Regions from separate parts of the Homo sapiens genome. Here region 1 is linked to region 2. A link is an interaction called in ENCODE POLR2A ChIA-PET data of the cell type or tissue named here. Cell type or tissue: Panc1. All regions are shown on one strand. Links, peaks and the distances in the headings refer to the core of each region. The heading gives the core; the rest is flanking DNA. Region 1 holds the start of LOC124902661 (a long non-coding RNA gene). Region 2 overlaps PRR5L (proline rich 5 like).

Region 1 (15,225 bases), core at 4,170-9,169, 520 kb after region 2:
GGGGCTATTACAAGTAGTACTGCTATCACATTTTTGTATGTGTCTTTTGGTGAATATATGTCCACATTTTTCTTAGTTATATGTACCTAGAGGCAGAATTAATGGGGAAGAGGGTATGTATATATTCACTGTTTGTAGGTTGTCCCAATTTATATTTCTGCCAAGAAGGTATGAAAGTCCTGTATCAGTTCAAATACTTGCCAGCACTTGGTATTATTGGTCTTTTAATGATAGCAATTCTGTTAAGTGGGTGGCAGCATCTTGTTGGTCTTATTTTGCATATTCCTGATGAATAATAAGATTGCATACCTTTTATGTTTATTGGCATTTGGAGATCCTCCTCTGTGAAGTGCTTAGAACAGTTTTCATCCTTTTTCTGTTGAGTGTTATATATATTTCTTATTAATATTAAAGACTTCTTTATATATTATGGAAATGAGTTCTTTGTTGAATATATGTATTGCAAATACTGTCTTGCACTCTGTGGATTGCCTTTTTACATTCTCATAGAATCTTTTAATAAATAGAAGTTGTTAATTTTTAAAAAACTTTGTACGATAAAATCATTTTAGACTTAAAAAAATAATACAGAGAGTTCCTGTATACTTTTTACCTAGCATTCCCTAATAGTAACATATTACTTAACCAGAGTACAAAAAATTAATACTGCCACAATACTATTACTAATCTACAGACCTTAATCCCCATTTTGTCAACTGTCCACTAATGCCCTTTTCACAGTTCAGGATCCAACCTAAGATTCCTACATTGACTAAAATTGTCATGTATCCTTGGTCTCTTGCAATCTGGGGTGATTCCTCAGTTTTTCTTTGTCTTTTTGAGCTCAACACTTTTGAAGAGGTATTTTGTAGACTATCCCTCAATTTGGGACTCTCTAATGTTTTCTCATAATTAGCAAAACTATTCCAATAATTAGTAACTATAAACATGGCGTATCTAAGAAATTTTGGTTTACTTTGTCTTTTTTTAAGTCAGGTTTTTGAGTATGATTTATATTCACATAGAGTACAATTCACCCTTGTTAGTGTATAGTTCTGAATTTTGACAAATATTTCCAGTCATGTAATAACTATCACAATTGAAAAATAGAACAGTCCCATTAACCCCCTAAAATTCCCTCATGCCCCCTACTCTTTTTTTTTTTTTTTTTTTTTTTTGAGACAGAGTCTTGCTCTGTCGCCCAGGCTGGAGTGCAGTGGTGCGATCTCAGCTCACTGCAAGCCCCACCTCCCGGGATCACGCTGTTATCCTGCGTCAGCCTCCCCAGTAGCTGGGACTACAGGCGCCCACCCACCACACCCAGATAATTTTTTGTATTTTTAGTAGAGACGGGGTTTCACCATCTTAGCCAGGATGGTCTCAATCTCCTGACCTCATGATCCACCCGCCTCGGCCTCCAAAAGTGCTGGGATTACAGGCGTGAGCCACTGTGCCCGGCCCCCTCATGCCCCTTTTTAGTCAACCTCTTCCCCTACTCCAGCCCATGGCAACCACCTATCTCAGGGGTCTACAACCCCCAGGTCATGGTATCAGTTTGTGGCCTGTTATCACCTGGCTGCACAGCAGGAGGTGAGTGGCAGGTGAGTGAGCATTACCACCTAAGCTCTGCCTCCTGTCAGATCAGCAGTGGCATTAGATTCTCATAGGAGCACAAACCCTATTGTGAACTGCACATACAGGGGATCTAGGTTGTGTGCTCCTTATGAGAATCTAATGCCTGATGACCTGAGGTGGAACAGTTTTATCTTGAAACAATCCCCCTTACCCCACCCCGTGGAAAAGTTGTCTCCCATGAAACCAGTTCTGGGTGCCAAGAAGGTTGAAGACTGCTGACCTGTTTTTAATCCCTATAGTTTTGTTTTTTCCAGAATTGACATATAGAGTCATACAGAATAGAGCCTTTTGAGTCTGGCTTATTTCACTTAGAATAATGCATTTGAGACACTTTATTTGGTTGTATCAGTAGTCTGTTCTTTTTCATTTCTTAGTAGTATTCCATTGAATGGATGTACCACAATTTGGTTATTTTTTTGTTCATTTCAATGATTTTACTCTGGTTATGTTACTATTAGACAAAGCTGGGTAAAGAATATATAGGCACTAACTGGTTTATCTATTCACCAGTTGGTGGACATTGAGCTGTTTCCAGTTTTTGGTAAAGCTTTGACTTGTATACAAATAAAGCCATTATAAAATTTGTATAGAAGTCTTTGTGTGGATGCAAGCTTTCATTTATCTTGGGTAAATACGTGGCGATGGAATTGCTGGATCATATGGTAAATGTTCATATATAAGTAATTGCCAAACTGTTTTTCAAAGTGGCTGTACTATTTTGCATTCTCATTCTCAACATATGGGAGTTCTAGTTGCTCCATATCCTTGACAGCACTTGATATTGTCAGTTTTTCTCATGATTAGATTGGGGTTATGCTTTTTTTTTTTTTTTTCAAGAATAACATGGATGTTTTGCTTTTCTCAGTGCATCATATCAGAAAGTATAGGATGCTGATATTGTTACTGGTCGGGTTAACTTTGATTAAGGTGATATGTGCCAGAATTCACAGTAAATTTACTATTTTTTCCTTTATAACTAATAAGTATCCTGTAGGGACATACTTTAGGACCATACAACTATCCTGTTTCTCATTCTACCTTTACCTACTAATTTTGGCATCCTGCAATGATTTGTGCTCCCAGTAATTATTACTCTGGTGTTGCCTATGATGATTTTCTATAATTCCCTTTGCACTTATTAATTGGAATTCTGCGTAAGGAAGTAGTGTCCTTTTGCCCCCATTTATTTATTCAATTATACCGATATGGACTCAAGGATATTAATTTTATTTTATGGGTTACAATTCATTTCTTTCTTATTTATTTTGTTTTTCAAATGGTCCCAGGATTAACCATTGGGAGCTCTTTCAGGTTGATTCCTATCAATATCACCTCGTTTTCTGGTTGTAAACTTACTTTCGGGTCCCACGATATGCTCCAGGCTCATCTTCTGTTTTCCCTGTCCGTGCTCTGGAGTCAACCATTTTTCCAAGGATTTATTGTTCCTTTTATTGTAAGATGATATTTATAAATCAAGATCTTGGTGCTAGCTTTGCACATTGTTACTGAGGTTTCAGTGCTTCTAGTCCCTCTCAACAGAAAGAGCTAGGAAGTATATCATATATGTACAGCACAAACATACATATAGCTATGTTTATTTTTATATCTATGCATTCTGTGGGAGTGCATATTAAAAGCCATGAATTCATACCGATGGTATAGGTTATAATCTAACACCACAGAGTTTCTTTGACCTTCATTTCCCTCATTTTTATCTTCTTTCTCTGATAGTGAACAACCTGTCATTATCTACAATGTATTTATTTGCTCAAACCTAGTATAGACATCAAATGCTTTCAGAATTGCTAACCTTTATAAGAAGCAAATGTACTTAACCTTTAACCTCATAGCTTTATAAGAAGGAAATGTACTTAACTATAGTACAATATTTCTATATGGTTCTTTTTGTCTTTAGCTTTACAATATATAACCAGAGTTCTATTTTCCAAAGTGACTTAGTTTTTTTCTACCTACCACCTTCAATGTGGCTCTGTTAGTCCAGAAGTTCTTAGTTTTGATAGTCATAGTTATCCATCCACCAGGAATTGATTTTTTAAAATTACAAACCATAAATACACAACTGGGTACGTTTTCACATATTAAACATCCTTGTGTAACCAGCACTTCAGAAGCTCCCTCTTACTTACTTCCAACCACAAACCCACTCCTTATGGCAACTATCATCCAAATTCTAATGCAATAGTATATGTTTCCATGCTTTATATAAATAGAATAATGTATTGTATGTTTTGGTGTGTGTATCTGCCTTCTTTCGATCAATATTATGTTTGTTACATTCATGTTATTACATGTAATTATAGTTTATTGTCATTGCTGTTTAGTAGTCCATTGCATCAATACACAAAAATTTACTTATCATTTCAACATTGATGAGAATTTGAGTGGCTTCCAGTATGAACATGTAAGCTAGTATGACACTATATTCTTAAACATGTCTTTTGGGGAATGTATGTATGTATTTTTGGGGGGTATCCTGGGAATAAAATTGTCTGCATTATAGGGTATGCATATGTTCAACTTTCATAGACCGTTCAAATAGTTTGCAGTGCTATAAGCAACATACAGGAGTTCCAGGTTGTCCCACATCTCAGCCGACACTTAGTATTGTCTACCTTTTAAATTTTACCCATTTTTGTAGATGTGACATCATATTGTAGTTAGCATTTCTCTGATGTCTAATTAAGCTAATCATTTTTTCCATATAGTTATTGGCCATTAGGCTAGCTTCTTTGTAAAGCCCATTATTTTGCTCATTTTTCTATTTTTCTTTTTCTTTCTTTTTTTATTTTTTGAGAGCTTTATCACCCAGGCTGGAGTGCAGTGGCACGATCTCACCTCACTGCAGCCCCCACCTCCTGGGTTCAACCGATTCTCCTGCCTCAGCCTCCCAGTTAGCTGTGACTACAGGCACTCACCACCGTACCCGGTTATTTTTTTGTATTTTTAGTAGAGATGGGGTTTCACCATGTTGACCAGGCTGGTCTTAAACTCCTGACCTCAAGTGATGCACCCACCTGAGCCTCTCAACGTGCTGGGATTACAGGCATTAGCCACCATGCCCAGCTCCATTTTTCTATTTTTCTATTGAGTCACTGGATTGTATGTTTGTTTTCTTACTGAATGGTGGAAGTTATTTATGCATGCTGAATATGAGTCCCTTTTTTGGAATTATGTGTTGCAGATATTTTGTCCCACTCTTTGAATTGCCTTTTCACTCTTTTAATTATGCCTTTAAATGAAAAAAAGTTTTTGATTCTAATATAGTCCAATTTATAAAGGTTTCCATCATGTTTATCAATTTTAATTCCTTTAAAAAAATTAACTACTTCAAGATCACAAAGATATTCTCCTGTTTTTAACTTTTAGAAGACATATTTTGTTTTACCTTTCAAGTTACGTTGCATTCCTCTAGAACTGTCTTTTTTTAATTTAAGAAAATAGTTTATTATTTAAAATATCTTAGAAAAATCATGTAAAATCATCAATTTTATGACAAAATTAATTTTTTTTTTTTGAGATAGAGTCTCGCTCTGTCGCCCAGGCTGGAGTGCAGTGGCACGATCTCGGCTCACTGCAAGCTCCGCATCCCAGGTTCACGCCGTTCTTCTGCCTCAGCCTCCTGAGTAGCTGGGACTACAGGTGCGCGCTACCACTCCCGGCTACTTTATTTTTGTATTTTTAGTAGAAACGGGGTTTCACAGTGTTAGCCATGATGGTCTCAATCTCCTGATCTCGTGATCCACCCGCTTCAGCCTCCTGAAGTGCTGGGATTACAAGCATGAGCCACCGTGCTCGGCCAACAAAATTTAAAATTTTTTAAATTGACAGATAACATTTTAGCTGTTGTATTGTGTACAACATGATTAGAATTGCTTTTTATGTATGACGTAAGGGTAGGGATCAAGATTTTATTTTTTTTCCCTTAAGATTTATTATTGCTCCTGAGCAAGTTATTAAAAAAAAAACTTGTTTTCCATCTTATCGTAAGTTAAATGATCACGTATGTGTGTATCAGTTTCTGGTCTCTAGTTCTATGTCTCTGGTCTATTTTTATACTCTTGTAATAATTCCACATTTGTAAATCTTGCATTGTAATAAGCATTGTACCTGATAGTGTCAGTCCTACAGCTCTGTTCTTGAATATTATTTTGTCTGTGCTTAATCCTTTACATTTCCATATGCATTTTAGAATCAGCTTGTTAACACCAGCCAAATGCATATTCTCATACAAAGCTGCTGGGTTTTTACTTTAGCTTGCATTGAATCCATATGTCATTTTGGGGGCATTGTCATCTTTACAATATTGTGTTTTCCAATCCATGAAGATGGTATATCCATCTATTTATTTAGGTTTTCTGTAACTTTTTTTCTTAGTAGTGGATATTTTCTAGTTATCTTTTTGTTATTGATTTCTAGTTTAACTGCACTGTAGTCTAACAACATATTCTGTATGCTTTCAATTATTCTGAATATTCTGAGATTTGCTTTGTCCATTCATATTGTCAAGTTTTGGTAAATGTTCTGTGTTCATTTGAATGACATTTATATTCCTCATTTGTTGGGTGCGATGTTCTACATAAGCAGTTTGTTAATTATGCTGTTCAAATATTCTCTATCCTTACTGATTTTTGTCTACTTCTTCTATTATTTCCTGAGAAATAGATTTATCTATTTTCCCCTTTTCTTATGCTAATTTTGCTTTATATTTTGAGGCTATGTATTACATGTTGGAAAATACAGGCCAGGTGCAGTGGCTCATGCATGTAATCGCAGCACTTTGGGAAGTTGAGGCAGGCAGATTGCTTGAGCCCAAGGTTCAAGACCAGCCTGGGCAACATGTGAAACCCCATCTCTACAAAAATTACTAAAATTAGCCAGGCATGGTGGCGTGCACCTGTAGTCCCAGTTTCTTGGGAGACTGAGGTGGGATAATTGCTTGAGCCCAGGAGGCTGAGGCTGCAGTGAGCTGTGTTCATGCCACTGCATTCCAGCCTCAGCAACAGAGCAAGACCTTGTTTCAGTAACAAAAAAAAGAAAAAGAAAAAAGAAAGAAAAAAATTTAGATGTGTTATACCTTTTTAGTGGATTAATCCGTTTCTCATTGTAAGATGTCCTTCTTTATCTTTAGTAATGCTTATTACATTAAAGTTTACTTTTTCTGAACAGATGTGGTGGCTCACATCTGTAATCCCAGCACTTTGGGAGGCCAAGGCAAGAGGATAGCTTGAGGCCAGGAGTTTGAAACCAGCCTAGGCAATATAGTGAGATCTCATATCTACAAAAAATAAAAATTAGCCAGGCATGGTGGCATGCATCTGTAGTCCCAGCTACTTGGGAGGCTGGGGTTGCGGGGATGGCTTGAGCCCAGGAGGTCCAGGTTGTAGTAAGTCACAATCTTGCCACTGCACTTTAGCCTGTGCAACATAGTGAGACCTCATCTCAAAAAAAAAAAAAAGTTTACTTTTTCTGATACGTGACTATATATTATCCTTATTTTTCCTAATGCTTATATGGCATATTTTTGCCAATTATTTATAGCCAGGCTTTCTATGCCCTTATATTTAAGATATGTTTCTTATAAGTAGCAAATAGTTGAGGATTTTTTAAAAATCCAATTAGACAATTTTTACATTTTAATTGTAGCACAGTCAATGTACATTCATGGAAATACTGAAATAATAACTTAGTTGGGTTTAAATCTATTGTATGATTTATCTTTTCTTTGTTCTATATTCCTTTTCCTCTCCTTTGTTGTCTTCTTTTGAATTGGTCAAGTTTTTTTTTTATCATTCCATATCCCCCTTCTATTGGCCTTTTAGGTATATATTCTTTTATCTCCTTTTTAAGTGATCACCTTAGAATTTATACCATGCATTCCTGATTTATAATAGTTTAGTATTAATTAGTACTTTTACTACTTCCTGGACAATGGAAGAACCTTAGAATACATTAACTCCACTTATCTCCCTCCGCCCGGGTGGGTTTTGGTAGGTAGTTATGAAGATAAACTAGTAGTCTGCTAGCTGAGAAGACATTGTAGGTACTTAAAACAGCAAGTCTGTGTGTAATGATCTCCTTTGCCCTCTCCAACACATTCTCTCCTGTTTCTGTGAGGCTGACCACTTGGATAACTGCATCACCAAGGTGGCTTTGTCCTCTCCCTTTCTGTTTTGTAGCTAGCGGGAGGGACTGGCAAGAGACTGCAAGATTAGAGCAGTTGGAATACTTATTCTCTCCTTCCCATCATCCCTGCCAGCCTGCCATGGTTCTGACTGCAGCTGCATCCTCCTACAGCTCCAACCTCACACAACCCCTTTCCCAAGATCTGACTCCTGCAAGAGTCTGGTCTGGAAGAAGCTGCAATAATATTCCACATCCACTAGCTGTCCAGTACACATATAATAAAACCCACATCCTCATTGTGATCTACAAGACGTTAGTTGATTTGGCCTCTGTCTGCTAATCGGACCTCGGCTGTACTTTCTCACTCATTTACTGCTTCTTTGTCAAATAGTCCTTTTTTACCCTGTTCAGAAAACATATCAAGTTCCCTCCAGTCTCTGGGCTTTTGCAATTGCTCTTTCCCTTCTTGGGCACATTTTCCTTCTCATCATCCAAGTTTCAGCTCAACAATCACATTCTTAGCGAAGGCTTTAATAGTAACTGTTTCTAAAGGGGCTTCCTTTTTCTGTTTCTCACGTATTACTGGAAGTTTGCCCCCTGTAGGACTTATTGCTGTCTGGAGAATTTTCTTTATTTATTTGTTGACTTCTGTATTATCTGCTTGCCTCCTCTACAATGTAGACAGAGGGAAACTTTGTCTGTCATATTCACCAGAGTATCTTTAGCACCTAGAAGAAACATAATAGATGCTTGATCAATATTTCTCGAATGAATGAATGAACTTATCTTTCTGTCTGGCTCCCAAACATCCCCCCCTCCTCATATATACATTCAATCCTTTATCACCCTGTATTAGGCCAATTCTTGCATTGCTATAAAGAAATACCCGAGACTGGGTAATTTATAAAGAAAAGAGGTTTAATTGGCTCATGATTCTGCAGGCTGTACAGGAAGCATAGTGGCATCTGCTTCTGGGGAGGCCTCAGGAAGCTTCCAATCATGACAGAAGGTGAAGGGGGTGCAGGTATGTCATATGGCGAAAGCAGAAGCAAGAGGCGGGGAGGTGCCACATACTTTTAAACAACCAGATCTTGCAAGAACCCCCTAACTATCACAAGCACAGCATCAAGGGATGGTGCCAAACCATTCATGAGAAATCCACTCCCATGACCAATCACCTTCCCCTAAGCCCAACCTCCAACACTAGGGAGTACAACTCAACATGAGATTTGGGTGGGGACACATATCCAAATGGTATCACATCCCCCATTTCTCACTCACCAACAAATGGGGACTTTTCCAGCAAAGACCATTAGGCTAATGACAACAAATGACTTACTTGGGGAAAGCTTCCTGTAGGAAGTGGCATCTGATGTGGTCTTCAAAGAGAGGCAGGGAACTTCTACATAGAGAATCATCCAGCAATGAATTCAAGTCTAAGAATACCAAAAACCAAACTGAACCAAAACAGAAAACAAAATTCTAGACCAAAATGTTTATTTTATTTTATATTTTGAGATAGAGTCTCACCCTGTTGCCCAGGCTGGCATGCAGTGGCACAATCTCAGCTCACTGCAACCTCTGCCTCCCAGGTTCAAGAAATTATCCTGCCTCAGCCTCGAGAGTAGCTAGGACTACAGGCACGTGCCACCATGTCTGGCTAATTTTTTTGTATCTTTAGTAGAGATGGAGTTTCGCCATGTTGGCCAGGCTGGTCTTGAATTCCTGGCCTCACATGATCCGCCCACCTTGCCCTTCCAAAGTGTTGGGATTACAGGCATGAGCCACCGCACCCAGCCCCAAAATATTTTTTTAAATGAAAACATTTAGATTTTGTTAGTTTTCTAGTGCTATATAACAACTTACCACACACTTCACAGCTTAATGGGGGCCAAAATTCTGTCTACCACAGACACAAACACGGAAAAACAAAACTGGCTTCTGGAAGGGACTGAAGAACCCTAAAGACAAGTCTAGTCTCCCAAGGATAAAAAAGCAACTACCATTTTGATTTTGGAGATAAGCCCTACCTTCTCTCTTTTTAGATGTTCATCAGCTTTTCAATGGAATCTGAAATTTAAAAATTTGTTATAAATTCTTATGAAGACATAATCTGAAATTTTACGTTAAACTGGTTAAAGGTAACCAGGATCTAATAATTTGTCAAAGAGGATGAATATGGGATGCTTTTCTTGAATGCCTGAAACTCTTCTTAATCCAGAGCTTCTCTAAGTGTGGCCAGATGGTGGCTTGGAAATACCCATTCAGCGAGGCATGGTGGTTCACGCCTGTAATCCCAGAACTTTGGGAGTCCGAGGCGAGCAGATCATGAGGTCAGATCGAGACCATCCTGGCTAACACGGTGAAACCCCGTCTCTACTAAAAATACAAGAAAAAATTAACTGGGCGTGGTGGTGGGCACCTGTAGTCCCAGCTACTCGGGAGGCTGAGGCAGGAGAACAGCGTCAACCTGGGAGGCAGAGCTTGCAGTGAGCTGAGATTGTGCCACTGCACTCCAGCCTGGGTGACAGAGCAAGACTCTGTCAAAAAAAAAAAAAAAAAAAAAAAAAGCCCATTCATAGGGGCACCCAATGAATAAGAATTACTGGAATGAAACTGGAGTCTGTGTTTCTAACACACACTCCAGGTGATCTTTAAGCCCCCAAAATTTGACTCCCACAGCTCTCTTCTTTCCCCTGTATTACAGCAAAATGCAATCATCCCAAGTACCCAAAAGAGGTCTCAGACCATTGCCTTAGAGAAATGCAAGGAGAGCTAACAATTTCTAGCTCATGAGGATGGCCTGCTGACTTCCATGTTAAGTCAAGGGGTACCTCAAACTCTGGAGATGAGGACAGGAGAGTGGAGAGGCGAGGGAGTTAACATGGACAAGTGAGTGCGTGTTATGTGCAGGGAAGCAGGTTTTCTACTCACAGATAACACAGGTATGTGGATGGATACACAGTATGAATTTCTCCTAGGCTAGCCCGTCTGACTTCATAGATGGGGCTCTTCCCTTCTCCTGACAGTCAGGAGAGTTTTTTCTGTCCATCTCCTCTGAACTCTTGCCTCATCCCGGGAAGCAGAGCCAAGCCCTGAGGCAGCTTCGACCGCAGGAATGTCACAGGCACAGGTGTTTCTGGATTTACTGAACTCTTGCCTTGAAGCCAAAACAGCTGGGCTTACTGCAGCCCATTTATCCTGCTCCTTTTCTGCCCACTTTTCTCACTCATCTCTGACCCAAGGCTTGTGGTAAAGCACATCAGCATAGACTTGGGTGCAGGTAACAGCTGCCTGGAGGTGCCTGGGCATGTGTAAATTCAGGGCTGTCACCTCATTCCTCATTTAGGCAGCTGGCCAGCACCCGAGGGATTTTTCTGGATCTGCCAAGCACACATCTGAAGCTGAGAGCAGAGAGAGGGTAGGGGAGCAGGGAGGCAGCTGGGTGTTGAGGAAAGAAGGCTTTGAAAGCAACAGACCTAGACTTTGAACCCACACCTGCCACGTCCCGTATGACAATGGGCAAGTCACTTACCCTTCAAGGGCCTCATTTTTTATCGTTAAAATAGGCCTTTGACCTATTTCTTGCAGGTTTGTGTTGTGGATTAAGAAAAATGCTATGAAAGTGTTTGTTAAAATGATTGTCACATAGTAAGCCTTCTTTTTTGTTAGGGTCTTTTCTCCAATATTAAAAGCTTGCTTTGGCAAGTTACTTCTCCTCAGTGCCTCAGTTTCTTCATTTGTAAAGCAGGGACAATCATAGTATCTCACGGGGTAGTTGTGAGGCTTAAACGAGTTAATATATGCAAAGCTCTTTAGAACAGTGCCAACACATTGAAAGTTTTCAAGATGCATGAATTTTTAATTATATGCCTACTTACATTCACAACTCCTTTGGGGTCATAGGGGATGTTATGGAGAAGGCTGGAAACCTGAGAATCCAAGATAGGCCCAGTCTCTTTACAGCTGGAAAAGCAACTACCTGTCTTGATTCAGGCTGCTATAACAAAGTGCCATTGTGTTAGTCCATTTTGCATTCCTATAGAGGAATACCTGAGACTGGGTAATTTATAAAGGAAAGAGGCTTATTTGGCTCACGATTCTGCAGGCTATACAAGCATGGCACCCACATCTGCTTGGCTCCTGGTAAGGCCTCAGAAAGCTTACAATCATGATGAAAGGCAAAGGGGGAGCAGGCGTATCACATGGCGAGAGAGAGAGAGGAGGTCCCCATCTCTCTCTTGTTTTTTTTTTTTTTTTAAACAACCAGAAAGATCGCATGTGAACTTATTATTGTGGGGAGGGCATCAAGATATTCATGAGGGATCCACGCCCATGACTCAAATACCTCCCACTGGACCCACCTTCCACATTGGAGGTCACATTTCAGCATGAGATTTGGAAGGGACAAACATGCAAACTATATCAGCTGTAAACTGGGTGGTTTATAAACAACAAAAATTTATTTCTTGTGGTTCCAGAGGCTGCAAGTCCAAGCTCTGGGCTCCAGTATGGTCAGTTCTAGTGAGGGTCTTCTTCCTGGTTGCAGAGTGTCCACTTCTCCTTGTATCTCCACATGGCAGAAAGAGGGAGGGCAAGAAAGTTCTCTGGGGTTCCCTTTACAAGGTCACTCATCCCATTCATGAGGGTTCCACCCTTATGACCTAATTACCTTCCAAAGGACCCACCTCCAAATACCATCACATTGCAAATTCGATTTTAACTTATGAGTTTTAGGGGGACACTAATAGTCCATCCCACTACCCTTCTGATTTTTCAGACAAGTTCCCCTTTTTTGTCTGGAATGGAGAGAGGCTTTTCTTGCAGAGAAGGCCCAGCTAACTCCCTTCTTTTACGACATAAGTTCCAGTGTGCAGACAAATTATATTAATTATCTACTGCTACATAATAGATTACCCCAAAACATAGTGGTTGAAACCAAACTTTTATTATCTGTGGATTTCTGTGGGTCAGGAGTCTGGGAACACTTCAGTTGAATGGCTGACTCAGGCTCTCTCATGTGGTTGCAACTAAGGTTTTGGCTGGAGCTGCAGTCCTCTCTGAAGGCTTGGTGGGGTAAGGGAGCTGTTCCTGAGATGGTCACTCATTTGTCATTTGGCAGGAGATTTCGGTTCCTAACCATGGGCATTGCTTCTTAGGCTATTGGAATGTCCTTACAAAATGGAAGCTGGCTTCCTACAGAGCAAGATGGAAGAGGGACGGAGATGGAAGCTGCATTATCTTTGTCTTTTATGATGTAGCCTCAAAATTAACACATCATTTCTGCAATTTCTACTCATTGGAAGCTAGTCATTAGGACCAGCCCACATTCAAGAGGAAGCATTGTCAAAGAATTTGAGGTCATATTTAAAACGTCCTTATATTTAAAATACCAATAACGATAGATATCAAATACATGGCAGATTAGGGAAGGAGGTTGATTTCCAAATAAGCCAGGGTCTTTGTTCTCTGTCCTTTGAATTCAGAGTGTCTTCGTTCAATGTCCTTTTTTCTCTGTCCAGTTGACCCTTCCTGGAAAGAGATTTGAAATTTCCAGTTTCCAACAATGTTGAAAACAGGCCCGGAAATGGAAGGAAGAGAAAATCGTTATGGCTCATACCACAAGCTCTTATTGAATGCCTTCATTATGCTGCATCCTACTTGGGCATTAGAAGTAAAGCGAAGAGTAACACAAATCTCTGTTCTTGGGGTACCTGCTGTCTAGTGGAAAGAGTAATAAAGAGAACATAAGAATAAAATAGGATAAGGTGGTCTTTACCTCACCCCCTATTTTCCATGTATATCCTTTTCTTTCCCAGAAATTATCACGAATAGGATTTTATCAGGTATTTGTTTGTTTTACTTATTTATTAGTGTTTCTTCCCACTGTATTCCTAGGACCTAGCCCAGTGGCTGCTATATGGGAACACTCAGTAAATACTTGTGAATGAATAACTGTGATGAGGTAAGCACAGTGAACTATGGCAGCAAGCAGGAGGGATGCCCAACTCAGCCTTGAAGGAGGCTTTCCTGGAGGAAGCACTCCTGTGTTGAGATTTGAGGTGAGAATTGGAGTTAGCAGGGTGGAGCAAGGGCATGTTGTTCCCACCCTCCAGGTACAGCATTCCAAACTGAAAGAGAGTCCAGTGCATCCAAGGGGCTGCAAAGACTTCCATATGCTGGAGGAGAGAAGCAGGGGTTGGCGGAGGGTGGGGTTAGGAGAGTGGAGGGAGGATTGCAGAGGGAGGAGTGAAAGATAAGGGAAAGATACAGCAGGATCAGGTTATTAAGAACTTACCAGCAGGGCACAGTGGCTCATCCCTGTAATCCCAGCACACTGGGAGGCTGAGGCAGAAGGAATACTTGAGCCCAGGATTTCAAGACCAGCCTGGGCACCATAGCCAGACACCATCTCTAAAAAAATAAAATAAAAAATTAGCCAGGCATTGTGAGACGGGAAGATTGCTTGAGCTCAGGAGTCAAGGCTGCCATGAGCTGTATTTGTGCCATTGTATTCCAGCCGGGTGACATAGTGAGACCCTGTTTCAAAACAAAAAACAAACAAAAACTTGTGAGAAAATCTGAGGAATAGAAATTTCATCATAAAAACAATGGGGAACTATTGAAGGTAATGAAGTAAGGCAGGGGTCCCCAACCCCAGGGCCATGGACCGGTACTGGTACAGCAGGAGGTGAGTGGCAGGGGAGTGAGCATTATTGCCTGAGCTCCACCTACTAATGCTGTGGCTGATCTGACAGATTCTTATAGGAGCGTCAACCCTATTGCAAACTGCGCATTTGAGGGATCTAGGTTGTGTGCTCTCTATGAGAATCTAATGTCTGATGATTTGTGGTGGAACAGTTTCATCCCAAAACCATCCCCCCACCATTCGTGGAAAAACTGGCTTCCATGAAACCGGTCCCTGGTGCCAAAAAGATTGGGGGCGACTGAAGTAGGGGAATGACAAGGCCAGGTACCAAAGTCTTTGAAGTTCTAGCAAGGATGTGAAGGGCCACCCCAGGTTCTCCTCTAAGGTTTGAGAATGGGGGTTATATATGCCCCAAGAGCTAGAATCCAGAAGGTAACACTGCAGAAGGTATTTCTGGACAATCTTTCTGTAGGGTGCACAGCCTCCCAGACCCATCTCGTGGTGAGGGGCAAGTGTCCTACCATGGGGGCAGGTGCATGGTGCATCAGATGCCTCAGGCCATGAGGTCAGGTCTCACTAGGCCCCCACCCAGAGGCCCTCACAGCATTCAGAAAGTAAGCCCTGGCTCTTCCATGCTCCCTGGCTGCCTTTCAAAAGCAGAGTTGCTCCTCGAACCTAATTATTTTACTAGAGCTTAGAGACTATGAGTTGGAAAACACATTTTTTCTACAACATAAGAAAATGTGCTGCTTCCTAGGCACCCTCCTCCCCACTGGACTTATTTGTGGAATGTGCAG
Region 2 (15,225 bases), core at 6,356-11,355:
CAGCACCAAATCGACATCTTGTGACAGCTGAGCTGGACATGAGTGGTCTGTGGAGGTGTGTTCAGATGGCAACCACTCCACCTGAATGCTTCTTAGCACAAATCTCATTTGTGCCCTGCAGTCTCCACCTGGTTGGTCCCTTTCACCTAGTCCAGGTGAGGTTCTCAGAACGTCCCCTTAGCATTCTGTGCATGGGCTCCTAAATGTCATTCTTCTCAGCACATCTAGTGTCAACACTGATGTTCCAGGCTTCTATTAAAACAACTTTCCTAACCCTCCCTAATTTCACATTTCTGAGATGCACCTATAGAGGTAATAGAGATCGCCTCTGTGATTCAATTTTCATCATTTTGTTCTATCACTATAATTATCTACATGGGGGGAGGATAGGGGGAACTGAGGCATGGACAGAAATGAAAACCTAGTCCAGGTGATAGCATGAGTTAACAGAAATTAATTCAAACCATTCATTTGTTAGAATTTTAGGTCCTTAGGAGTGAGGACCATATCTCATTTTAGTTAGTACCCTTGGCTCCTGGTATAGTACCTAGAACATAGTAGGTGCCTAATAAATATTTACTGAATATATATACTGGCTATTTTAGTGATAAAGATTTTTTATTTTTAAGAAGCCAAGATAAAAGACAGAATATTTTAAAGAAGAATAAGTGCTATAGGGTCCCTAAGTTTGTTGCCATTTTCTTCATTTGAATTAGAAAATCATTTGAAAATTACATTGTCCATATCTTATGGAATAAACCTCAAATCATGGCCTGGATTTTCCTTTCTTCTCCTTTCTAGGTCTTCTCCCTTCAAGGAGACCTTAGGAAAAAAAATCTTTTTTATATATTTTCAAGGAAAAGTAATTATTCCTATATTATGGAGAAATGATAAAGAAAATACTCTTTTAAAATTTGTCACAATACACAGCATGGAAATTCTATAGCTTAGACCAAAATAAGAGAAACACAAACTTGAGGTTAGAAGGGGTCTTAAGAATCATCTATACATTCTCTCCTCTCCCCAGTCCTACAGTCAAAATCAATTGGTCACACACATTTTGATGATATTTAGTAGATCCATTTCCATTTTCCAGGAGGCTAAAGTACCTTTCAAAGGCATCTTGAAAATCCTTATATAACCCCCTGCCCCCAGGAGTCTGTAGATTTTGCTCTTATCTTATAGCTGTATAAACCGAGGCTAGAAGTAGGGTCTCCCTCTCCAAAATTCCAATAAAAGACATGAGAGTGAGGCTCAGTCTCTCTACTACTCATGTTTTATTCAGCACACACTATCAGAGTAAGGATCTTTTGAGTTAGCCAAGCCCCAGGACTCTCTTCACTGGGGAACCACTGCCATCCACCCAATGGAGCTGTGCCCATCCATTCATGCTCCAACAACCGAGCCACAGCTGCATCTTCCAGCTTTGCTAATGGGTCTCAAACTGAACCCCAAATCTCCTCTCTAGAGAATTGGAGCCCCAAAGGGTCTTGCATTCTTAAGGCCCTTGTACTCTGAAGGCCTCCACTTGCAGTTGGGTGCTCTGCAGTTGATTCTTAGTATTTTTATCTTTGAATTTATGTTTTATAAGTGAAGTCTGAAGGGATAACAGAACATGCACTGGGGTCTAAAGCCCCAGCTCACCCATGGCCCTGCCTCCTCACCACCTCCCCAGGAGGGATTTTCAGGCACCTACACCTCACCCCTGGTGCCTGGGCTCCACCACCAATGTCACCCTACTCCCAAGGTGCTGACAGAGTCATGTTGGTGGAGGCCTCCGCACCGGTACAGGGAGAGTCAGGACTTGGCATGCACCCTGCAATGTTGTGGGGAGAGGCATAGTGCCAGCCATCCTGCACTCCCTGGACTGGCAGTGCTGCAGTGCAATTGCTGCTGACTCAATGGGGACCTCTCGCCCACTCTCCATCTAGGTACCAAGAGTGCCCAGTGCAGATGTGCAATCTCTTGGGGTTACCTGCCCACTATGAGCTGCAGTGGCAGGCCAGTGGGAAGGGGAGATTGGCATCCCCACACCAGTCTGGTGAGTAGAGTTGTTTTAGAAGAAGCCAGGGACACCAGTGTTGACATTAGAGGTGGTGAGAAGAATGGCATTCAGGATTCTTGCACAGAATGCTGAGTACCCACATGTTCCTTCTGCACTGGGCTCTGCAAATTATGAAGCTCACCCTGTCACTTCACCTAAAGATAGGCCAACTTGACATCTGTGGGGCTTAAGCCTGCTCAAATGGGTTGAAGGCGGGGCGAAACCCAGCCTTGGGTTTCAGGCAGCCATCTTGCATTGTTTGTTCTTCCTAAGTGTCCAGTCTTCCTGGACCTCACCTCACAGTATTCCCATCCCCTGACCAATGCCTGACTCCAGAAGTTTCTGAGTGTTTGCTGGCTGCTGAGCTGTAGTGATGGAGCTGTATGGTAACAGAGCTGGAGATGACCCAAGTTTCTCTTGTCCCACTCCTTGCCTGATGGCACCAACCCCACCACCTCCCCAGGCAGAAGACTAAGCCAAAAATGGTTACTAAATAGTAACCACCCAGGAAGCAACTTGGGACTTGGAACTGGGCCCATTGTTACTTAATGCATCCTCTCCCCACCCCATAAATGAACTTGGACACAGTCAAGTCGCACTATAATGAAGTGGCAAAGGAGATGGAAGTGAAAAAGAAAAACAGCTGACGTATCTAATTTTCCTAAGACATAGAAAAACGGGCTGCAAACAGAAAAATGAGGCTTAGCTAGGAAAAATGTAAACAAGATGTTTGGGGAAAGGCGTCTAAAACCACCCAGTCTTCAGTGGACAGGAAAGACCCAGCTCCTCCCGGGTCATCACAGAGGGTGGGTTGGAAAGGTGGGCAGAACAGAGCAGAGGGTGGCCATGGGTGGTGTGGGGCTACCAATGATGCATGCCTCCTGCCAAGCAGGCACCTTCACAACCCGGTGGGATGGACCCAGATGAGACGGATAACCAAGAAGGCTAGGTACAGGGAGAACCCCATCTTCCCAGCAGGAAGAACTTTCCACACAGACCAGGAAGCAGGAATTCTGTAAACACTAAGGCTGCTAGCTACCGTCCCTTTTAATGTTTTAGTGGTGATGACAATGCAGTAAGAATGTCAGTGGAGTCAGTTATTGGTTTTTACTCAGTGTCAGACACTGTCTTACAGTCTTTTCCTGCCTTCTCACATTTTACTTTCGCCACAACCTATCCACTTTTTGCAAATAAAGAACTTGAGGCTCAAAGAAGCAACTAGCAAGTGTGAGACCAGACTTTGCACCAAGGTTGGTCTGAATCCAAAGCCCATATCTTTCCCCTATTATATTCTTCTGGTTTACTTAGCAATAGTAATAAAAATACTGATACAAATACTTATACCTTGTTGACTGCTCACTATGTAATCAGGCACTTTGTGTACGTCATCTCACTTAGTAACCACATCAACCATATGAAGTAGTTCCCATGATTCCACCTGGATTACTATTAAGAAAACTGAGCATCAGAGAGACTAAGTAACGAGGCTGAGGTAAGTGTTCTAACAAAGTAAGTGTTCTAACAAAGATTAGAAGTGTTCTAACAAAGATTAGAAGATTAGATTAGTAAGTGTTCTAACAAAGATTAGAACCCAGACCTACTGGCAGAAGGGCTGGTGCTTTTAGACATCATGCTCTCCTGCCTTAGAGAGGTGTCCTATGTCCTTGCCCAGAGGAGAAAGCAGATGGGATCCATTACAGATTCAGATACTGGGGCAGTTGGCTTGGCAATCTCAGGCCATGTAACTGGGTTCTGCCACAGGGCCTCCACCCAGCTGGGCCTTCCTCTCGACTATCCACATTCAACATCTAGCAAGGGGAGTGCCTGGCACTCGAGTGGATTCCATTTCCAAGTGAGATATTCTTTCCTACCCCAGAGGGGTGGCAGCTGTGTTGCTCTGCCTTCCCAGAACCTGTGTTAACCAGTTTCACTCCAGACATTTGCTTCTGGTGATATCAATGTCTTAGAAGGTTCCTGTTGTTGGCATAAACCCAGGGCTGCAAATTATAGGCCACTTCCAGTTTTTTTTTTTCCTCTATGACTTTGAAAGGCCAGCCATCACCTCTAATGATGTGCACATCTCCTGTGAACCTGGATGCCTTCCTAGATAAACAACAAAGTCTTACAAACACAACTTACTCCCAGGCCCAGAGAGTTCCTAATAAGCCAATGTTGGTGTGTGTGGGTGTGATGAGACCCGCGAGAAGTCCCCAGATGGAGATTGAAGAAGTGGAAATTCGGTGCTAATGCTAATTCTTCATTTAGCACTGTTTCAGCCATAGTTAAAGCGTGCATTGGGGCCTTAAAAAGGTTATGTTTATAAGGAAGAAGGAAGACAGTCCATGTCTGACTTGCTGAACATGCAAAACGAAAACAACAACAAATAAAGTAACCCTGGAACTCCTCCTGCCTGGGTTTTTGGGTTTTTTCCTGGAGATTCCTTGAGGGCATTTTAAATATAATCCAAGAGATTTTTCTTCTGTGGCCAGATGACCTGGGCTGGGTCTTCATGCCACCATTTACTAGCTGTATGTATTTGTATCTTAGACAAATAACCCCCATCTCTGAGCCTCAGTGGCAGCATCTGTAAAAGAGGGATATGTAATAACAGAACCGTCCTCATCAGTTATCAGGAGGAATAAATGAGTTAGCCCAGGGGAAATGCTGAAAGCATTGCCAGACTTGAGCGTGCCTCACAATCATGCAGGACTCATCAAAACGCAGATTGTGGCTGGGGGCGGTGGCTCACACCTGTAATCCCAGCACTTTGGGAGGCCGAGGCGGGTGGATCACCTGAGGTCAGGAGTTCGAGACCAGCCTGACCAATATGGTGAAACTCTGTCTCTACTAAAATTACAAAAATTAGCTAGGCATGGTGGGGTGCGCCTGTAATCCCAACTACTCAGGAAGCTGAGCCAGGAGAATCACTTGAATCCGGGAGGCGGAGGTTGCATTGAGCCAAGATCGTGCCATTGCACTCCAGCCTGGGTGACAAGAGCAAGACTTTGTCTAAAAAAAAAAAAACAGATCACTTGGGCCCTAACCCCAGAGTTTCTGAATCCATTAAACTTTGCTTCTCTAACAGATTCCCAGCTGATACTGAAGCTCCTGGTTCGGGGACCATACTTTGAGAACCTTCAGCTTACAACAATGCCCAGCATGTACGTGCTTGAAAATGTTAGCCGTCACTACCATTATCATTAATTCTGTTCTCCTTATAGCTCTTCAAGAGCCTCAGAGAAAGTCACCTTATTGCTTTCCATATTGAACAAAAATTTCCCGACGCTTCCAACTCAGTTTCTACTTCTCATGCCCACTGAATCACTGAGTGTTTCCACTATTTTAATACCACGTTGTTTCCAGCATCTGCTCCTACCTTTTATGCCTCCCCCATCAATGCCCTAAGCCTGGCTCCTGCCATTCCTTTCTCTTCTACAGTAAATCACCAAATTCCATATATAATGAGTTCTTGCAAATACATACTTGTGTAGAATACCACACTTCCATGATTTAGGAGGAATTCTGTCCTCATAGAGCTTGAAAGGATTATAAAATCCCTAATTACACCTCATCTTCAGAGCTCATTTTCGGGTGATATATTTTCAGCCTTTGGTACCCATGTGTTCCTTTCTTCCACAACTGATGTGCAATAACCTGAGTCCAATGAGGATAAAGATTTGCCACTTCTGCAAGCCTATTGATTTTCATCTTTATCTCAATTATATTAAGACCTGTGGTCATCAATGTCAAGATCCATTTTTTTCCACGGAGACTCATAAAGTATGATAAAAGTACAATCAAAGTATTCAACTAATTGTACAAAATTCAAATAATTGCTAAGGAGATTAAGAATGGCAAAGCTGCTGAGAGGTGACCTCTGACAGGCAGCGAGCCCCACAGCGAGTAGCCCAAGACACCCAGGGGTGCTTCTCGAAGCCCCCAGTCTGGCTCCCCCTCATTCTCGCCCCTCACAGTGGCCAGTGGGAGCTTCTAGGCCACCCCAAAGCTTATAGATTCCACAGTGCTGTTCTTCTCTAAGTACTGGCCAAATCAAAAAATGCAACCTCTGATGACCTCTCACCTAAAAACATAACTTCTCCTCTGTCTTCTCACCAGATCCCCGCTCCACTTGTTCAAAGCCCCCCTGTGTAGATAGGCCCCAATTTTACCTTCAAAGCAGAGTGTATGTGGAATTCCTTTTACTACTTTCTGTTCACCCAATTAGCTCTTTTTCCATTTTGGGAGTCCTGCTTGTTAGAGGAGCCTGTCCAGCTGATCAAAGAACAGCTGAAACTTCTCTCTCCTCCTCAATTTGGATTTAGAAATCACAAAAGTTACCTTCACCACTCTTGATCTTCTCTCCATCCAGCTTGCCGTGAATCCTTAGAAGTCCTACCTTTGTCCCAACAAAGTATAATTGCCTTTTCTGGGCCTGATTTAAACTCTTTGCCATCCATCCGGGTCTTCAGTTAACGCTACACTCCTTCAGCTCTCTGCCATATGCTGTAAACTCTAGGGGAAACTGGCCTCCTGGGACTCTTGCAGATATGAGCAGCAAATGGAAAAATACATATATATGCATACATGCACACACACGTACACATACATGCACACAAATGTATCTCACACATTACCAGGTATCCATGACCTATTGACAACGGTAGTAGCTAAGTTTCCTCTCTTCCTAGTATTAACCCATTCAAAGCCACTGACTCTAGCCTGAGTTTCTATATCAAGCAAAACTCCAGTTCCAACAAAAGGAATTGAACTTTCTGGGCTTGGGGCAAAAGCTTATAACACACAAAACAAAGCCAGTAGATACAGAATAGCAGAAAGTGCAATCTGCAAACACACCCATGCTCTGAACCACCAAGATACCTAATGAGGTAAATAGGAAAATCCAGAACGTTTCATATCATCAGTTTCAAAAATTACAAGAAACCAATTATCCCTCAGAGCTGTTACTAGTATATAGTGTTTCTCTCGGAAACCCCAATTTTCCTTCCGGACACAATTCAAAACAGAGGGAAAGGGAAAAAAATCAATACTGGAAATGTCAGAGACTTTTCCAGCCAGTGCCTTATGGACGTGTAGCTGGGCTTCTGCAGATCACACAGCTTGTCTTCTCTGTGTGCAGGCATGAGATAAGCACAATTTTCCTACCTGCTTTCTCTTGGCCTCACCTGGGGTCATTTTCATTATTCCCCACTCAGGACATTCTGTGTTAAGACTCACAGAATGTAAATGAGAATGTTCGCTTTCAAAAGCAGAGCCACAGAAAGGGCTGTATGAGTGGCAAGCTCAGAGTTGGGGGTCAGGGTGAGGAGACAGACTTGACTGCTGAATGCAGATGTCTAGGCATGGCCATCTGAGCCTCTGCAATGCAGAGCCCAGCACCCAGGAAGCCCATCTTTCACCTTTCCCAACAGCCAGGTCCATGGTTTTGGTGACTTTCCTGTCCACCCCTGGGTTCCATTCCTCATCTGTCTCCAGGCCTTCCTTCTGCCCCTTTACTGGAGGAACACACTTTCTGGAGTTCCTCCTGACTTTCCCTCCTGAAACGACATCTGACAGTCAAATGTGAAGGCTAAGCTCGCCTCTACAAGCCTTCCCTCTGGGACGTGTCTCCTTATATGGAGATTTCTTCTGTAAAGTGAATGGTTTGAAACCAGCCCATTTTTAAGCAGTGCCTGGTAATGGGCTTTCCAAATCTGAGTCTCTGTTGAACCACCTGCATGACTAGGGCCAGAGCCAGGGCCACCTACATGATTATTCTTTGCATACTATTTTTCTTATATCAATCCACTTTTTAAACAAGTAAATACGTTTAAAACAGAAACCACAGCAACATAATTTACACTAAGTGGAATGGAACTCAATGATCAACTCAATGCCAACAAAATAATGTTAAGAAATCCTAACTAGTCAGCATCCCTAGCTGAAGACACTAAGTTCGAGGACTGCTCCTCCTTCTTCAAACGAGGGAGATTTCCAAGTCCTGGAGGAGGGGAGAGGACACCATGGTACAACTCAAGATCCTCTCTAGCACAATCCCAAGGGCGAAAGGAAAATAAAAGAGGAGAGCAGTTTCTAACCACAAGCCCTAATGTTATTTAATGTCATTGCACGCATCGCCTAAAATCATTTCAGTGATCTGTGGCAGAAAATCCCTCCCTCTCTCCCAGGAAGGTTTACTGAGTATCTACTTTGTTCCAGGAACTTTGTAGGGAGTGGGGAACCAAAAGACTAAAAAAGAAAGAAAAAAAAGCTGTGTGCCCACATGACACTTAAAATCTATTAAAAAAAGAAAAAAACAAAACTGTATCTAGGAGAGCCTTCTTTCCAGATCAGCACCTTAAATAAACTTCGATTTAAAACTGTGAAAACTAGTTCTCGCCCCACACCCCAGCAAGAGATTCTGTATTCACAAAGCAGCATTTCTGATTATGTTCCCGGTAGGAAATGACAAGTGGTTATTAGTTGTTAAGCATCTGGCATGCTTCGTAAGCAGTATTAACCGCCCCCAAAAACCTCAAGGCTTCCCAGATAAACAAGTCCCCACCCAAACACCCTTTCCTATCTGTCCTAGGGGTAACCCCCAGCACCAAAAGACAAATGACATTTAAAACCTGATTGAAACCACACCAAACCATGGAGCTTTTAAATGTCAAGGAGGAAGGCAATTCAACCCAGCAGGTTTCTCCAGGACTGACTGAAAAACCACTTCTCTGTAGTTAGCTTTAAAAAAAATCAATCAGTAGAGACAGCAAGAGAAGAGAGTGAGGCCAAGACTGACCTTTGAGTCAAGGGTGACTGAAATGATTCACATTTGTGACTAATTATCTCTCTCTTAATCTTTATGTTTGTCTCTCCCTGAACAGGAGCTGTCTTCCAAGCAGCTGAGACATATGACCCGATTGAATTCCAGGCTTCTGTTGGGTCTTGGTTTGTCCAGATTTAGAGGAGCTGTCCGTGTGTGTGTGTGTGTGTGTGTGTGTGTGTGTGTGTGTGTGTGTTTAAACAACTGACATGTCATTCTTTTAAAGTGCACATAAAAGTTTAAGCTTCCTGAATCTCATAAAGAAAAATTATAAAAGGATGCCTGTACTGTTTTCAAAACCTAAAATCTCTTTAAACTGTCTTAAAAGTATGCTCTATTTGGACACAGAATAACATTGCTAACTTGAAACCAAGATGTTAGGCATTTCATGCTACTTTCCCATTAAAAGAGATGGATTACACCTTAGAATAACACATAGGCACTTATATAAACTTAATAAGCACTTATTACTGTCTTACTCTCTGCTAGTCACTGAGCACTTTTTATAAATAACTTATTTAGTCTTCACGACAACCCTATAAGGTTTGGTCCTATTACTGCTGTTTCACAGAAAAGGAAATACAGAGAGGTAAAGCAACTTGCTCAAGGTCACATAGCTAGTAAGTGGCTATGCTGGGCACTGAACCCAAGCACTCTGCCTCTAAAGGCTGTGATCTTGACCACTACCCTATACTGCCCCCCTACACACTACGTACAGAGTGCTTTACATGTGTTATTTCACATAAAGCATATAATAAACTTTTAAGGTAAGTTGTATTTTTAGTCCCATTTCGCAGATGAGGAAACTGAGGCACAGGGAGGTGAAACAGCTTGCCCACTCAGCAAATGAGTGAGAAGTAGGGATTCTGACTTCACTAAGGTGCCGTCCAGTCAGTGACTCCTTGTCACTCAACACTCCCCATTCCCTCTCCACCATATGCCTTTGGTTAGAGTCATGAAAACAGCTTGCGTCTGTGAATTAGAAACTATCCTCTGATTGGTCCTGGAACCTTAAACTCACTAGCTTTATACCAACAATGTATAGACAGGGGAGAAGTCTGACTGATCCAGACAATGGATCCAGATGTGGTATGATTCAGGGTCCCCTGGGGGACCCCCACTACCCAAACTCTTTCAAGGGATCCCCATGGTCAAAACTATTTTCTCGGTAATACTAAGCTATTTGTTTTTTTCCCTTACATTCTCCACGAGTTTACAGTGGAATTTTCCCAAAACTACGTGGCATGCAATATCATTACAAATTGAAAGTGAAGCAGATATAAGAATCCAACTGTCTTCTATGAAGCCAGACAATGCAGAGATCTCCTTTCTATTTTATTCTGAGTTGTTTTTCATAAAAATGTAATTAGCACTAGTATGTAATAGGCTTATTACTTAAATACATTAAGACATATTTTAAAGCTCTTCAGGTTTAATTTCTATTATGGTAAAGATAGACATAACCCAAATAAGCAATACGTTTTACGAGTGTAAAGGGGTCCTGAGACCAAAATGCCTGAGAACTGCTGCATGAGACTGTGATCTCCATTAACTGCTGGGAGACACAGGAGTGGTGCCCCTCTGCAACGTGCAGCACACAGCAGGGACTTGAGATACGTAATTTTGTCTGTTGAAGGAATGTCCAACTGTACAGTATTGGCCACCCCTTTTAGGTCCATGCCCCCACATGCATGATAATGATGGATGCTCAGATCCACACAGCTTACCTGAAAATAGTCTGTAATGAATGATCCAAGTTCACTCTTCAACAGCCGCCTGGGGAGAAGGGAGAAGAGAAACACCGTCAAGCAGCCCTTGATGGTACAGCTCATGGTGACAATGTGCTCACCAGTGGCACGGGGTGGGGCCAGGTCTGAGATCTTGAGGGCACTTTCTTAGGTCCTGGTCCCCCTTCCCCCATTGTTATCATGGAATTGCAGTGATGGGAAGCCTAGAAGGAGATGCGTTCCTCAGTTCACTCTGAGAAAGTAGCACTGTGAAGAGGGCAGCTGGCCAAAGGAAATCCTAATTCTAGCAGAGCTGGTAGGGGCAGGCCAGGGCACCTGACTTTATATGAAGCAAAAAGAAGGAAGAGAAAGATCATCATTTTGCACTCCTCCACATTTGCAGAGCACTTTATAGTTTAAAACACATTTTTCATACATTCTTCAACTAAGGATTATAAAATGTATGTGGGGTGGGGTAGGAGTAATTATTTATTATTATTATTTTTTTGAGACAGAGTCTCGCTCTGTCTCCCAGGCTGGAGTGCAGTGGCGCAATCTTGGCTCACTGCAAGCTCCGCCTCCTGGGTTCATGCAATTCTCCTGCCTCAGCCTCCCGAGTAGCTGGGACCACAGGCGCCCGCCACCATGCCCGGCTAATTTTTTGTATTTTTAGTAGAGACAGAGTTTCACCATGTTAGCCAGGATGGTCTCGATCTCCTGACCTCGTGATCCGCCCGCCTCGGCCTCCCAAAGTGCTGGGATTACAGGTGTGAGCCACCGCGGGTAGTAGTAATTATTATTCTTCCTGTACAGATTTTTAAAATTATGCCTCAGAGAGTTCCCCAAAATAAGTCAGTGGCAGAGCCAAGATGTGAACCCAGACTTTCTGCAAATTCAACATCTTTTCCCATAACTCCACCCTGTCTCTCCTCCAAATCCAGAACCCCCTCCCCTCACCCTAACTTAAAATTCAACTTGGTACCATGGTTTGGGTGGTCTTACAACCCATGCCCAATGGACTGAGGCAGTCTTCCAAGGGGACCACAGCAGGGACAATAGAGAGATTTTATTTATCCAGCAACGAAGATGTATTGAGCAGCTCTTTATGTGTTACACGTTGTTCTAGCACAAGGAGTTCAAAGGTGAATGAGACAGACAAGGTCTCTGCTCTCTTCTTGGGGGCTGATGGATAGATAGCACGTTAATAAATATACTCACAAGATGATTTCAACGAATCTTAAGTGCTAATAAAATACAAATGGAAAATAGGGATATTGACACCAGCTCTCCTTTTCCCTGTGACAAATAATGGAACTATCCATACTATTCTTTATTTTGATCCAGACAAGGTAAGGGAACAAAAAGCAAGAATAACTGGCTCCCCAGATCCAGTGAGTAAACCCTTCATGATTTCAAATGACTTTCTTTGCTCATCCCATTGGCTATGGCTATTAAGGAGCAAATGCTCAAGTTTCTGACGACGCTTGCTGAGTATTCACTCCCCCAAAACACGTTCACTCATGTCACTGAAGGATAAACAGGAGGTTACAGCAAGATGTTATGTGCAGAGAAAACAGGCACAATAAAATTAAGACAAAAGAATAGAGAACCACCCATGATTTGAATTACTGTAGCAGAAAAAGCCCTGGAAAGCCACAAACACACGTTGAACAAAGAAAATACCTTCCTTTTCCCATGACAGAATATTTGTCTGTTGTGGATGCTGCATTTTGAGGGCCAATTTAAAGGCAGTCTCATGGAGGGCCACCCTGTCAACACAACCCAGGAGTTCTCTCAGATGTGGGCAGGTCTGATCCGAGAGGGAAGCCTTCATCAAAAGCCACTGGACTAAGAGCGGGTTGGGCATCACTAGTCTTTGAGGCAGAGGCTAGACATGTCTCTCAGACAGGAAACAGCAACCTATGGGGCAGCCCCAAGTGGACGGAGGCTTTGAAACAGGAAGAGGTAAGGAGATTGCTTCTGACCACAGGAGGGAGAAACACCTCCTAACAAAGTCTTCGTCATCCTTGGGAAGTCTCAAAACCATAGGTGAAGAAGCCAAGCTTTGCGCACAAGTGGAAAAACAAGTCCTACTGATAGGCTACTTAGGAGAGAGCTTCCCAAGGAGATATCTTGGGTACTCATGATGCTGAGGGACTAATGTGCTTCTGAGATCAAATAATACGCTGTGGAATTGGTGTCCCAAGGAACCCACAGTGGGAAAACACTATGCTCATGAAGATGCCATGGGTAAGATTGAAAAAGAAAAAGGTCGGGGTTAAGGGGGACTTCAAAATAAAAAACTATGGACACACTCCTGGAGAGCAGCACGGAGGAGGGATCTATGATGGTGTAATAATTGTGAGTTTGGGCTAGATATGACTGAACAAGTAAAGGTTGCCCCAGGCATCTCACAGCGGGATGCAGAAAAGCATCCTGATGCTACCCAGTTGAGGAATCCAAGACATCTCCTCCCCTCCTATCAGGGAGGGCACGAAGGGGCTTCACTCTACAGGGAGGGTGGAAGCACAGCAGCCTTACATTGCAGCTAGGGTGCAGCAAGCCACAGCCAAGGCCAGAATTCTGCAGAGTGTCCCAGGAAGAGAAAAGTCTAGGTAGAAATCAGCCAATAACAGAGCAGAAGCTAAAGAGCAGACAATGCAACTTCCAAGACAAAGACTTAGCAGAAAGGACTCTGAAGCTAGAAGCAGCTGTAACAGGGGGGATGAGATGGTAATGGTTAGGAATAAAGAAGTAGAACATGAAGAGGGGCCTTTCGCCATGCTGATAGTGATAACCATTTCTTTACTGAGGAGGAACCAGACACGATGTGGTAATCTGCTTTATATACTTTAAATGTAATGGGCCATAGCCAGGTACAGTAGGAGAACCACACACTTGTCCTTTTATAAAATCCAGAATGCAAAACCTTCTCCACTAGGTACTGTTCATAGAATTATCTGAACAGAAAAGACCTTTCTTAATAATTTAAGTCAAGATTCTATTGCTCTACCTGGGCAAATCAGTAAGCTACACTGCCCTTATCCCTTACAAAATCCTGCCTTCTGTCTGGGCATGATAACATGGTTAGACAGGGTCACATGTTATATATATATATGCAGAGTTTTTCATTGCAGCAAAATATAGAAATCAACATAAATATGCACCAATAAAGTGCTAATAAAAAGATTATGTTCATCCAGGCAATGGAATTCTATGCAACTATTTTAAAAAGGGTGTGAAGAAGTGCTCTAAATAATATGAAAGATCTAAGTCATAGTAAGCAAAGAAACAATGCAAGATACAGAACAGTGTGTACATACAACAGGCTACCTTGTAAAATGGGAAGAGAAAAATAAGAATACACATTTTAGTTTACACAACACTAACATATTTGTTGGTCAATTCCACTCTTATAACTTGCTGTTCAAGTCTGTATTACTATATGAAGGGGTTTCCCCATAGGCCCTTAGAATTGAAATATATAGCTCCTTGATTTTTAAACACAGAGAACACATATGCATTTTATTTATTTTTTAATTAATTAACTGTTTTTTATTGAGACAGAGTTGCACTCTGTTGCCCAAGCTGGAGTGCAGTGGTGTGATCTCAGCTCACTGCAACCTCTGCCTCCCGGGCTCAAGCAATTCTTATGCCTCAGCCTCCTGAGTAGCTGGGAGAGCAGGCGCGCAACACTGCTCCTGGCTAATTTTTCTATTTTTGGTAGAGATAGGGTTTCACCCTTTTGGGCAGACTGACCTCAAACTCCTGACCTCAGGTGATCTGCCCACCTTGGCCTCCCAAAGTGCTAGGATTACAGGCATGAGCCACTGTGCCTGGCCCACAGATGCATTTTTAAAAATCATATGTAAAGAAGCACTGGGTTGTGTGTCCTCTTCTCTATGTCTACATGTAAAGCCTTGGAGAAGCTTGAAGTTGTTGCTGGAAATTACGTAAGGCAACACAACACTTTAGCCAGCTTGATTCCCTGAAGTTTGAGGAAGATGCTGTCCCACAAACACCACATCACCAGAACCCAGTCTAGTCCACAGACCCTGTAGAAAGTATCCAGTATCTACTTTAAAGTTCATATGGAACCAAAAAAGAGCCCGCATCACCAAGGCAATCCTAAGCCAAAAGAACAAAGCTGGAGGCATCACACTACCTGACTTCAAACTATACTACAAGGCTACAGTAACCAAAACAGCATGGTACTGCTACCAAAACAGAGATATAGATCAATGGAACAGAACAGAGCCCACAGAAATAACGCTGCATATCTACAACTATCTGATCTTTGACAAACCTGAGAAAAACAAGCAATGGGGAAAGGATTCCCTATTTAATAAATGGTTCTGGGAAAACTGGCTAGCCATATGTAGAAAGCTGAAACTGGATCCCTTCCTTACACCTTATACAAAAATTAATTCAAGATGGATTAAAGACTTAAACGTTAGACCTAAAACCATAAAAACCCTAGAAGAAAACCTAGGCATTACCATTCAGGACATAGGCATGGGCAAGGACTTCATGTCTGAACACCAAAAGCAATGGCAACAAAAGCCAAAATTGACAAATGGGATCTAATTAAACTAAACAGCTTCTGCACAGCAAAAGAAACTACCATCAGAGTG

Evidence for each region. Peaks named below come from ENCODE experiments on the same cell type or tissue, not always from the same donor. Only the 100,000 strongest peaks of a DNase experiment are listed, where the experiment ranks them.
Region 1: POLR2A ChIA-PET joins it to region 2 with 5 read pairs; 2 of 35 experiments call an interaction of 5 or more read pairs at or near these places.

What each region holds. Positions count from the first base shown.
Region 1 is chr11:35,889,962-35,905,186 of GRCh38, reverse strand. It overlaps LOC124902661 (a long non-coding RNA gene), which reads right to left and starts at 14,111. Exons shown (of 2, transcript XR_007062655.1): 1 at 14,078-14,111; 2 at 12,221-13,311. In Panc1, for the core only: a CTCF peak has its summit at 8,066; no DNase peak of the experiment used is centred there.
Region 2 is chr11:36,414,670-36,429,894 of GRCh38, reverse strand. PRR5L (proline rich 5 like) reads right to left here. Exons shown (of 9, transcript NM_001160167.2): 4 at 10,592-10,640. Among named protein-coding and RNA genes, the nearest start is that of TRAF6, 88 kb to the left of the region's middle. In Panc1, for the core only: no CTCF peak of the experiment used is centred there; a DNase peak (open chromatin) is centred at 8,904.